Regions from separate parts of the Homo sapiens genome. Here region 1 is linked to region 2. The links are chromatin contacts, found by Hi-C or POLR2A ChIA-PET in ENCODE. All regions are on one chromosome and are shown on one strand. The core of a region is the stretch at or near the end of the contact, and the rest is flanking DNA. Distances in the headings are between cores, read along the strand shown.

Region 1 (6,293 bases), core at 3,503-6,002, 44 kb before region 2:
AATGAAATTCCTCAGCATTTGCTTGTCTAGAAAGGATTTTATTTCTCCTTCACTTATGAGGCTTAGTTTGGCTGGATATGAAATTCTGGGTTGAAAATTCTTTTCGTTAATGATGTTGAATTTTGGCTCCCACTCTCTTCTGGCTTGCAGAGTTTCTGTTGAGAAGTTTGCTGTTAGTCTGATGGGCTTCCCTTTGTAGGAGATCTGTCCTTTCTCTCTGGCTGCCCTTAACATTTTTTCCTTCATTTTGACCTTGGACAATCTGATGATTATGTGTCTTGGAATTGGTCTTCTCATGGAGTATCTTTGTGGTGTTCTCTGTATTTCCTGAATTTGCATGTTGGCTTGTCTTGCTAGGTTGGGGAAGTTCTCCTGGATAATATCCTGAAGTATGTTTTCCAGCTTGTTTCCATTCTCCCCATCTCCTTCAGGTACTCCAGTCAATCATAGGTTCAGTCTTTTTACAAAGTCCCATATTTCTTGGAGGCTTTGTTCATTCCTTTGCATTCTTTTCTCTGTAATCTTGTCTGCATGTCTTCTTTCAGCAAGGTGGTCTTCAAACTCTGATATCCTTTCTTCCCCTTGGTTGATTTGGCTATTGATACTTGTGTATGTCTCACAAAGTTCTCGTGCTGTGTTTTTCAGCTCAATCAGGTAATTTATCTTCCTCTCTAAACTGATTATTCTAGTTAGCAGCTCTTCTGACCTTTTATCAAGGTTCTTAGCTTCTTTGCATTGGGTTAGATCATGCTTCTTTAGCTCAGCAGAGTTTTTTGTTGCCCATCTCCTGCAGCCTACTTCTGTCAATTCATCCATCTCATCCTCTGTCCAGTTCTGTACCCTTGCTGGAGAGGAGTTGCAATCATTTAAGAGAAGAGGCACCCTGGCCTTTTGGGTTTTTCAGTGTTTTTTCATTGATTCTTTCTCATCTGCATATTTGTCTAGTTTTGCTCTTTGAGGATGCTGATCTTTGGATGGGGTTTTTGTGGGGACTTTTTGTTGTTGATGATGTTGTTGCTTTCTGTTTGTTTGTTTTTCTTTCAATAGTCAGATCCCTCTTCTAAAGGGCTGCTGCTGTTTGCTGGGGGTTCACTTCAGACCCTACTCATCTGGTTCGCTCCCATGCCTACAGATATCACTCAAGGAGGCTGGAGAACAGCAAAGATGAGTCCCTGCTTCTTCTTCTGGGACCTCTCACCTTGAGGGGCACTAACCTGATGCCAGTAGTATCACTCCTGTATAGGCTCTCTGACAACCCCTGTTGGAGGGTCTCACCCAGTTGGGTGGCACAGGGAACAGGACTGGTTTAATGAAGCATTTTGACTGTCCCTTGGTGGAGGGAGTGTGCTTCGCTTTGGGGAAACCCATTCATCTGGGCTGTCCAGATTCCTCAGAACTACCAGGAGGAAAGGCTAAATCTTCCTTTCCTCCTGGTAATGGAGGTGCGGCCACCCCTCCCATTAGGGGCTCAGGCCCAGGGAGATCTCGGTTCTGTCCCTGAGCCTCTGGCTGCAGTTGTTGGAGTTCCTGCAGGGAAGCCCTGCCCAGTGAGGAAGGATGTGTCAGTGTCAGGCCTGAAGAGGCGCTCTGGCCACAGTCTGCCACAGCTGGTATGTTGGGCTGTGGGGGACACCTCTTGGGGACCAAGCCGTGGTGCCTCCCTGACTCCAGCAGGAGAAAAGTGCGGCCTGACTATAGAAATGGCTTCTGCCCTTCCCCCGCTCAGGGAGCTTAGTGTGTTAGGCAGTTATGAGTCCCAGTGCTGGCTGCTGCCTCTACCCCAAGGAGCTCAAATGGCTTAGGCAGCAGGCAGCTGCAGCTGTGGTGTTGGTCACCCCTCCCCCCGGAAGCTTGGCAGGCTTAAGCAGATTCCAGTGAGGGGCTGTTGAGAATGTGCGCGGCTCCAAGTTTGGGACCCTAGGCCCCGGTGGCATGGGTTTGCCAGTGGGATCTTCCAATCCGTAGGTTGCACAGTTCTGTGTAAAAAGCACGGTTTCCCCGGCTGGGTAGCACGCTCACTCACCGCCTCCCTTTGCTGGGGGTGGAACTCCCCTGCCCCGTGTGGCTCTTAGGTGGCTGCCACACTCCACTGCTCTTCCTTCCTTATCATGGATCACATCAGGTGCCTAAGTCAGTCCTGATGAGAGAACCTGGGTAGCTTGGTTGCCCATGAAGGATTTACGCACCAATTATGGTTCTTTTTCATAGGAGCCTTTGATTGCCGCTGTTTCTAGTCGGCTATCTTGGCTCCACCTAGAGTGTAGTCTTTAGAGTAACTGAGACAGGTTTGGTTAAGGCTTGTCCACTCTGCCTGATAAAATATATATAATTAAATTATGTATACATCATATTGGTGCATTGTATGTCTTTCATTATAACCCATAATACAGTCAGATTTGTAGTGTTTACTATTCTTTCTTATAGGTCGTAATCTAATAGAAGAAAGGAATTACATTTCTTTTCTTAATTAATAAATAATTGATTTTTTGAGATGGGGTCTCACTATCTTGCCCAGGCTGGTCTTGAACTCCTGGGCTCAAGTGATTCTCCTGCCTCGGCCTCCCAATTAGCTGGGTCTACAGGTATGAAACACCATGCCTGGCTACATCTATTTATTGTTTGCATTAGGTTCAATATATTGCATTATATCTATAAGCTGCTTGGTAGTTCTGTGAAACCCTTGAAATTATAAGCAAAATTTTATGTCTGTATGTGTGAATACAATTTTCTGGAAAAGGGGTCCATCACTTTCTTTAATTTCTCAGGGAATTTCAAGAAGCCATACAAAGGAATAACCATTGGCCAAAGATCTCACAGAGTCTGTTTATTAAGTAAAAATCTGTTTGTAAGGCACATCAGTTGTAGTACTCGTGCACTAATTTGTAGGTTTTAAGATTTGGATTTTTCTGTATTAGTTGTTCTTGAAATGGGGCTTACATACATAGCAATTCCCTGCTGTGGGATGTTTCAGCTTCTTCTTTTTGCTGGCTGGCTGCCCATGGGCCTTTTCAATACTTTCCGCTTCTGCTGGGAGATGGAATGATACAAGGATAGGAGATAACACAAACCAGTGAGGGTAGCTGCATTATAAGCAGCTCCAATAAGAGCTTTCAGGGAGGGAGAGTTGAAACTACTGATCCAAATGAGGCTTGGGGATTATCAGTGGATATCAATTATCCATAACCTTCTGGTCTCCCATGACTATCAATGACTTAAAGTTGGATGTAAGCTTAAATGATTTCTTTTAACTAAATGAAAAGGATCAAGTTCATAAAGACTGGTGAGCCTTGAGAGTTATGCTAAGACTCCATCACCTGGGCTGGGGTTTTGGCTCGGGGAAGAATTTGATTGGCAGGAAGTAGCAGAATTTCATTTTTAATGCTCTGGTCCATTAATAGCATGAAAGCACCACAGGCTATCTTTGGGAGAATGTCCCTAAAAAGCACAGCACTTCTCAAAGGGGGCGGCATGCTGAAATCTCTACAGAAGGGTGGGAAGGAGAAGCATGAGTGTGTGTATGGGATTTGAAAAACTTCCAAGGGACTGTCACGTGCTGCCCTCCTTGTCCCCACCCTCAGCTGAGGACTCACTGGTCTGTGAAGAATGAAATAGTATCTGTGGGACACATTGTGCTTCTTGGCAAGTTCTGTATTTACCATACTGTTGTCCTGCTTGTTGGCATTCAGAAGCAAACTTGACTTAACACAGGATATCCACTATGCATATTCTAACGTTTCAGCTTCCCCCGTTTATGTTTTTTATTCTACATACACCTGCCTTGACTTTGTCATATTCCTGGTACATGGATTCAGATGGAGACAGTCAAACAGCAAAATTTAGTGTATTTATCTCCAATAATGTGTCTCCCTGGAAAGCAGGAGTCATTTATTTGGGAAGACTCCCCCATTTTCTTCATTTTTGTTGATGGCTGAGTAACAAAACCCAGCCACCTCTTCTTCCCCTACGCTGTGGAGCAGCAAGAGAAAAACTTCTGGCAAGTTTTCCAAAAGGTGCCAGCATCTCAATGACCAAAGGCAAGAATGTCGATGTTGTTCAGCTGGGTGTGTGCCTGGAACATTTGCCCCATTGGAAAAGGAGAAGGTTTGCCTCACAATAGAACTCTGTGTTTCCTGTTAACATTCTGGAAAAACAGAAAATAATAGCAACCCGGGCTCCTCGAGTGCAATGCCACCGTGCCATCCATTTTGTGGCCTTTGGTGTTATTTAGCATTTTGGGTGCTCTCTCTATTGCTAGAGTAAGCAGACATAGAAAAATAGAACGATCAAGGGATATGCACACGCACACACACATGCACACAGATGTCTTACAACAGCGACCTTGGGTCTCATGAGCAGCACAAAGCCCAGAGAAGTTAAACAACTGGCCTATAGTCACACAGCCATGGCAGCGATGGTCACACGTGTTTCTAAATGTGTTCCTTCAGTCCTACGCTTCAGCCCTGGGTGTTGCTGCTTTTGGCTCCCTTTACTTTTAATTTTGTTCTGTTCCTAAAAAAGAACCCAAGAAAAAGAATGCTTACACTACGAGGAACAGAATAACAGAATTCTGTGTTTTTTCATCTTGCTCACAGACCTCCAAACCCAGAGGAGAATTCTGAGTGAGTAGCAGGGTGAGAGCTAAGCCCCAGGCCACGTGCACATGACCCCCACCTCCAGCCGAAAGTCATGGTCACATGTCACGCCTCCATGCGGCTGCAGGGCCAGGCATGTACTAAGAGCCCTGCCATGGGCAGTGCCAGGACGGGAGGAGACACACACTGAGGGCAACTGCTCTGGCCACAGGACCGGAGGGACGCATCCGACCTGAGGCACCTTCCTCCTTGGAGATTTCTGCCTCTGCTTAATTACAGCTGGCTTCTCTGAAGTCAATCTGGTCAAGGTCAACTGGCCACTATGGGAAATCAAGCTCAGGGAGGTAAATTTAGAGAGCTGAAGGGACACCCTCACTGCCTGCTCCAGCTATGACTCAGCGGAAATTCTGAAATGAAGAGCCAAATGCTTGTGGAAGAGAGCAGCATAGAGGCGTGTGGGATTGGCAGTGAATGAGTAAACATCAGGAATGGCTGAATGAATGAATGAACAAATGAAAGCACGAGCCCTTTGCATCTGCAGAGCGGCTCTGGGGAAAGTAACTGGAGTTAAGGACTCTCTGCAATGGGTTAGTTGGAGGATGCTTACAGGACGTGTGGAGTCCTTGGGGGAGCCTGGAGGTGACACTTGCTCCCTCCACGTGACACCCATGCAGTTGGGCAAAGCCTCTGAGTTTGACGGAGGAGGAAATCCTAAGTGGATGGACTTGGAGAGGGCCCGTGGCTCCCAGCCACCATATGACATACAGAAACAGGGTCGGCGGGGTGGTCGGCGGCAGCTGGCAGGCGTCTCTGGTTGGAAACGGAGCAGCTACAAATAGGCGGTGACCTTCTGTAGCCATCCTGCTCCCACAGAAGGAGATGCGCTCTGGGAAGAGGCTGCTGGGTGTGTGCCAGTGCTGAGGCCAGGGGGAAGGAACTCAGTCTTCCCATTGCAAGGAGCTCAGCTCCTTTGGGTAGCAGAGGGAAGGGGGACACCTGTCTCCATCTGGGGTGGAGATCCTGGTCTTACATTCTGCCAGAATGAGAGCCTGAAACACACTCAGTGGAGAATCCTGAAGAAGGACATGTCAGACATAACCCCAGGCGGGGCTCCCGCAAAGGTAGGGCGGGACACTGTCACCTGCGACGGCCATGAAGACTATTCCTTTCTGACCAGCTGGACCCAGTTTTTCTGATGTAGATTAAAGGTGGCAGGAAAAAGACAGAGAGGGGTGCCAGGAAACATCTTTGCCTTCTACTAATTCCAGATTCATTTATTATTTCTTTTAATATTCATCTTTTAAGGGGTAAGTGTCCCTTTCAGAAAGTTATGCCAAAGTCTAAATTACTTGAGACGCTGGTTTGCTTTCCTTCAACACTCTGAGATGACACATTGCACTCTGCAAACATTTATTGAGAATTGCTTACGTACAAGGCACCGTGCCAGATCATAAGACCAAACAAAGATTAATATAAGATTCATAACATGGTCATTGCAAGAGCATGGGCTTTGGAGTCAGACTCAAGTTTAAATCTTAATTCTAGCCCTCTGCCTTTACTTGGTGAAGCTCTTCTGTAAAATGGGTATATCAATACCTGCCTAATGAAGCGAGCAATGAGGATTAAATGGAATTCTTATGCAAAACAACTGGTACCGTGACTTCTGTGCTCCAGGCAATTCGTAAATGAAGATTCCCTCCC
Region 2 (6,119 bases), core at 3,211-5,710:
CAAAGCTGTTAGCAAGTCATTCAGTATCTCCATCGGTCAGTGCAGCTTGGTCTTGCAGAAGTCTGCACACTGGTTCCCCTAAGGAGGCCCCACGTTCTCCTCTGTTTGCCACTCCCCTTGCTGGGGCCACTTAATTCCTGACTCTTTTCGGACCAGGTTTCTCAACCTCTGCATCATTGACGTTTGGGCAACACCAGTCTTTGTTCTGGGTGCCGTCCTGTGCAGTGTATGGTGTTCAGCTGCATGCCCGACCTCCACCCAGTCAATGCCAGGACCACCTAACCCCAAGTCATGACAACCAAAAACGTCTGCAGACATTGCCAAATGTCCCCTGGGGGGCTGAATCGCCCTTGGTTGAGGACCACTGTGAGGATCTTTCACCATCATGGATTCTGGGCTCTGATGGTTTCCTCACTACAGTCCCAGAACGTCCTGGCTTTACTTCTGCATCATTGTAAGAGCTGTACTAGCTCTTTCCCAGGAAGTCCAGTTGCCTTTATAGAAATCAAGCTATATGATTGATGTCTAACATAGGGCATGATGTCTGGGGGCCAAAGACAGCAGGAAGATTTCTGCTTCACATAATTACCAGCAGGATGAGAAAGGCAATTGATAAAATGGAAAGTCCCTTTACGTTTCCAAGTCTGAGTTCCTCATCTGAGAAATGGAAGTAGGAATGGGAAGCTTGCCTAACTCAGGGCTGTCATGATGGTCAGCATGTTAAATAATTGACTCATTTGTTCCTTCAACATTTATCAAGAGAATGACATGCCAGGCACGGTGTTTGGTGCGTGAGATACAGAGAAGTATTAGACAAAGGGTCCGACCTCAGAGTAGAGACAGACACAAACACCTCTCTAACACAGTGGTTTCATTGGTGAATGTGTGGATCAACAAAATGTGGTGTGTGCAGACAGCGGAATATCACTCAGCCTTAAACAGGAGGGAAATTCCGACGCATGCTACAACACAGATGAATCTTGAGGACATGATGCTGAGTGAAATAAGCCAGTCACAAAAGGACAAACACTGTGTGATTCTACCTATACAAGCTACCTACAGGAGTGAAATTCATAGAAACAGAAAGTGAAATGGTGGTTGCCAGGGCCTGGGGGAGAGAGTGGGAGTTACTCCTCAATGATGTTAGAGACTGAACTGTGCCCCCCGAAATGCATATGTTGAAACCCTAATCCCCAGTGTGCCTGTATTTGAAGACTGGGCCTTAGGGAGGTAATTAGAGTTAAATGAAGGCCAAGCCCCAGTCCAATGGGACTGGTGTCTCTGTAAGAAAAGGAAGAGATGCCAGAGCCCCCTCTCTCAATAAGCACACAGAAGAAAGGCCATGTGAGGACACGGGGAGAAGCTGGCCAGCCACAGCCAGGAGGAGAGGTCTCACCAGACGCCAACCCTGCCAACGCCTGGATCTTGCACTTCCAGCCTCCAGACTGTAAGAAAATAAATGTCCGTTGTTTAAGCCACGCAGTCTGGTACTTTGCCATGGAAGCCCAAGCAAACTGATACAAATGGGTAGAGAGCTTCAGTTTGGGAAGATGAAAAATGTCTGGAGATGGGTGGTGGTGGTCGCACAACAATGTGAACATGCTTAATGCCACTGAACTGTACACTTAAAAATGGTTACAATGGCAAATTTTATGTTTGGTATATTCTATCCCAATAAGAAAGCCACACACCCACAGAGGCCATCAGAGAGATATGCACAGGACATTACGAGCCCTGAGAAGGGGGCCTGGCACAGCTGGGGAGGAGCATGGCAGGGGGGTTGGGGGTGGAAGAAAGAGCAGAGCAGATAGGGAAGCCACATAGGCTGAAGGACAGGCAAAGCCGAGATACGGAGGGTGAGAGGAGGGAGATGTGTGTGTTGAGAGCCACAGGCAGTTTGAAGTTCCGGGAGCTTGCAGTGGGAGGTGGGATGGGGAGGCGGCAAAGAGGTGAGAGCTGGCCTGCACAGCGAGGAGATGGGGGCCATGAACACCCCGGGAAGGAGACTGGAATTCCAGCCACCACTGAAGGCTGTTGGGCAGGGCAGCACCATGGTCAGTCACCTACACTGAGGCGATGTATGTGAAAGCCCTTTGCAGGCTGTAAACTCCTGCAGAAATGTAAAGTTCCATCACCGTGGTTATTGCTAGTGATGATGGCTGCAAGTGGCATAGAGCATCTGGTGGAACAATGGAACCTAGGGTTGCAGGGAGTATTATCTTGACTGCAGGGCCCCTCAAGGCAAGTTCAGGAAGCTTGGACAGCTCCTCAGAAGACGGCCTGTCCTGCAGATGCAGGTAAGAAACAAGGGGCCATAAATATGGACCAAAGATTGTTGAGAGCCACTAGGAGACACCTGGAATATAGTCACAAATCCAGACCCACAAATTCCGCCCAACAGAGACTTGGTTACTTAACAGAGCTGGCAGTGCAGGGTGGCCTATTGATGAGGCGGCTCCATTTCAAGAAAGCTCTGCAAGAATCTACACAGAAAAGAAAGCCTGGGACTCTGTTGAGGGAGCAGTCACAAATGTGAGACCTGAGGAGGAAGGAGGGAAGAAGGGTGTTGTTTTGACTATGGGAACTCATGCAGAAAGCAGTTAGACATTTTAAAGACTAGAAATGTGCTATGCACTGATATTTATTCAGAAATGGTGGGCTGAATATTTCCTATACTCATTATGGGAGCAGTTCTGCCCTGCGATGGTGTAAGCCCCGACTTGTACAACAAGGCTGGAGTATTGGAAGGTAACCCTGACTTTAGGTGCGAGATTTGTGACTTACATTTTGCATGTAATTCAAATATTTGTAGATTGAATCTTATCTCTTCATTGACATACATTAGAATCTCACAGCTGTAGTCAATTTGTTTCTGATTGACTTTTCCCTTCAAGGGCGTTGTTAGAGCCTTCCCTGCAACCCTTGCTTCTCTTGGTAGCCCTCAGAACACACGCACATGCGTGTGTACACACACGGAGCCCCGCGAGGCTGAAGGCTTTTAAAGAAAGCCCTTGACAAATCCTTCTAGATCATGAGCAATCATTTCCTAGCATTTCAGTTTTGAAGGTTCGGACTTTTCAATTTGGTCACAACTGAAATATGTTAAGCTCTGAAATAAAATATCATGAAGGCATTTCACACTTTTCATCTAAAACTCCAAAGCTAAAACTCAACAAATATTTATTTGGCATCTATTATACTTATCACTATGTGGAAAATATTTTGTTTATTTTCACTCTACCTGTCACTAAAGAATATTTATGGTGACTTTACAAAGAAGTATAAGACCAGACTTTCTGTTGGGAACAGCATCTTTCCCCCTTTGACTCCCTAGTGTCTGGCACAAGCTGTGGAACATAATAGACTCTCCACAAAAATTCTTTCAAAAAATGAATGAAAACACACAATCAATTCAATTAGGGAATCAGTATACACACACATAATAAAATAACTTTAAATATAAACATACATGGATATAATGGATGCTAAAGAAGTCATAAAAAAGTAAGAGGCGGTGAGAGCAAAAGAGGCGGGGCCAGCACTGATTGAGTCCTTACCTTGTGCCCAGCACTCAGACACTAAGTTCCATTTCCCTCATGAACCTCTGATCATTTGTAGCAGAAGAAGAAATCTAAGGGCCAGGAGGTTTTGTGTCTTGCACAAGATCACACTGCAAGTCAGAGAAGGATCTGGAATTTGAGCTCAGATTTGTAAGTCTCATCGTCCCTGTTTTCTACCCTGGCTCTGCCATGAAGTGCCACCAAAGGCTTTGAGAATGGAAGGAGGCCACTGTGGGGCTGGCTGTCTGGGAAGGCTCAGGGAAAGGAGGGATGTGAGCCGCACTTTGAGCCTGGGACTTGGGAAGAGCAGGGAGGGAGAGGGCCGGCTGGCTGGAGGAGGCAGCTGGCCAGGAGAGCAGTGGAGGATTGTCCTGGGAAAGAAGAACCAAACTGTGACAGCCTCGAGAGGCTTCCTCTCCAGGGCCAGAGCTGTTCCCAGGACATGATGGCTGGGCCACCAAATTGTAGACCCTTAAATGCCAGGCTAAGAACTGAAACTTCATCCTGTAGCAACAAGAGACCGTGAAGATTCAAGCCTGATTAACTGCAAAGTCATCTTAAGGGGAGACCGGAAAATTAAAGAATACACAGAGAGGGCGTGGAAAAGCTGAAGCTCCCTTTGCTAAGGAAAGCTGAGATCTGAAACACAAGCCTGCTCCTGCCCTTCTCTCTCCCCCACCGCAGCCTGCCACCTTTCCCAGCCCTTTATGCGCCTCCCTCGCATGACACACATAATCTAGTGACCTTGGTGACTAAGGCACAGAACTGGAGAGAATGCGTCACGCCCACTCATTCCTGCCAATGGCAAAGGGCTGCCCAGTTCAGACGTTCCCGGCAGGCAGCCACAGCATCCTCTCGCTCTGCATCCAGGGTGACTCAGCATTTGCAGAGACATGAATGTGATGCAAAGTGACTCAACCTCCCCCTCCCACAGGACTATCCCAAGCTGTGGGCTCTGTCCCAGGACCAACAGGACAGGTGCCAAGAGGGCAGGCCTTCGCCAGGCCCTGCACTTGAAGAGGCTGGGGAGGCCAGCCTGGCTGTAGGCTCCCCTCAGCCGGCCAGGTGTGCCCATCCCTGAACTCTCCTGCCATTGGCCTGTGCCAGAGCTGGGACCCCATCCAGATGAAGCCCTGATTTGGACATGAGGAAAAGGATCTCATTTTTAGTAACAGCACTGCAGATAACATGACGGTGTAGCCATGTGGATTCAGACTTAGAGATGGTCACAGGTGAGCAGCAGTCAGCCAGAGCCTAAGATGCTGGGGGTGGTTTTTGGAGCACACCTCAAAAAAGTAAATATTCTTTTTTATTATTATTATACTTTAAGTTTTAGGGTACATGTGCACAATGTGCAGGTTAGTTACCTATGTATACATGTGCCATGTTGGTGTGCTGCACCCATTAACTCGTCATTTAGCATTAGGTATATCTCCTAATGCTATCCCTCCCCCCTCCCCCCACCCCACAACAGGCCCCAGAGTGTGATGTTCCCCTTCCTGTGTCCATGTGTTCTCATGGTTCAATTCCCACCCATGAGTGAGAACATGCGGTGTTTGGTTTTTTGTCCTTGCGATAGTTTACTGAGAATGATGATTTCCAATTTCATCCATGTCCCTACAAAGGATATGAACTCATCATTTTTTATGGCTGCATAGTATTCCATGGTGTATATGTGCCACATTACATTCTAAGGAGATACAAAGTATGTATTGATGTGCTGACTTTTCATCTTAAAACCTCAATACTTCATATGTGAAATTCACCTCTCTGATCTGGGGCATCTAAACCATGACAAATAAAATCTCTCACCCCAAGGGCCTCTCCACCTCTCCCACGCCCTCCTTCTCACTAAACCAGTTCTTCAACTCCAGGCTCACTCCTCACAGATGCTTTCATTCTGACACAACACTCCTGGCTTTCCTTCCTCCCTCCCTCCCTTCCTTTCTTCCTTCCTTCCATCATTCCTTCCTTCCTTCCTTCCGCATCTGGGTTCTTTGGCCCTTTCAACACAACACTGCAACTTCCCTCCCTCCCTGGTCCAGCTGTGCTCGCCCAGTTGACCTCCAACCCTGCCATCTGCCTTTCTCACATTTGCTCCCATGCAGCAAGTGGGGTGGAAGAAAACCATGAACTAATTGCTGGCACTGGAGGTTTATTGCTTCTGGTCACAACTGTCCCTAGTCTGGCAATCCTCTTTTATGTCCCTAGCCAGACCCGTTTCTAACACTCTATGGTGCTGATTACAGACCTGTAATGCTCCCAGAGTTGGGGGCATCCTGAGGTGGGGGTGGTGGCCAGCATGCTGATGTTTACAGGTGCCTCCATAGCTGAGCCCAGCACTTTGGTGTTGGCAGTACCTGACACACCACAGAGTGATTCCCAACAGGAACTGAGCACAACAGTGGATGAAGACAGGGCTGCCGGGCACGTAACAGGCTCCCCATGGGGACTTGCCAGCTCCACTGAAAGCATCTGAAGTTCCTGGGTGTCCCCCATCAAGTAGAAGTAGAACAAAGGAAGTACTGTTTCGTTTCTATCCTTGGGAAACTGCTCTTA

Evidence for each region. Hi-C counts contacts between places; a loop is a spot of excess contacts on that map. ChIA-PET counts read pairs that join two places held with the same protein, here RNA polymerase II (POLR2A). Pooled maps may share reads with other maps.
Region 1: a loop to region 2 is called in a map of PC-3, with 10 times the contacts of the local background. The contact joins two enhancer-like sites. A Hi-C loop is called at or near these places in 16 of 168 maps with a recorded cell type or tissue (MCF 10A, PC-3, PC-9 and 10 more), 2 of 37 single-sample maps with no recorded cell type and 18 of 50 pooled maps. POLR2A ChIA-PET finds 5 or more read pairs at or near these places in 3 of 52 experiments (AG04450, WTC11 and activated T-cell).

The regions. Positions count from the first base shown.
Region 1 is chr6:4,401,315-4,407,607 of GRCh38, reverse strand. No RefSeq gene overlaps it. Among named protein-coding and RNA genes, the nearest start is that of LINC02533, 84 kb to the left of the region's middle. RefSeq lists an enhancer at 4,114-4,987. Within about 2 kb of position 4,752, at least 12 of the 41 ENCODE cell types and tissues checked have a DNase peak (open chromatin) inside an H3K27ac peak, as active enhancers do; they include PC-3, ascending aorta, gastrocnemius medialis and 3 more, where a contact is called at or near this core.
Region 2 is chr6:4,357,077-4,363,195 of GRCh38, reverse strand. No RefSeq gene overlaps it. Among named protein-coding and RNA genes, the nearest start is that of LINC02533, 130 kb to the left of the region's middle. RefSeq lists enhancers at 3,500-4,848, 3,669-4,868, 4,146-4,897. Within about 2 kb of position 4,460, at least 18 of the 41 ENCODE cell types and tissues checked have a DNase peak (open chromatin) inside an H3K27ac peak, as active enhancers do; they include PC-3, ascending aorta, gastrocnemius medialis and 3 more, where a contact is called at or near this core.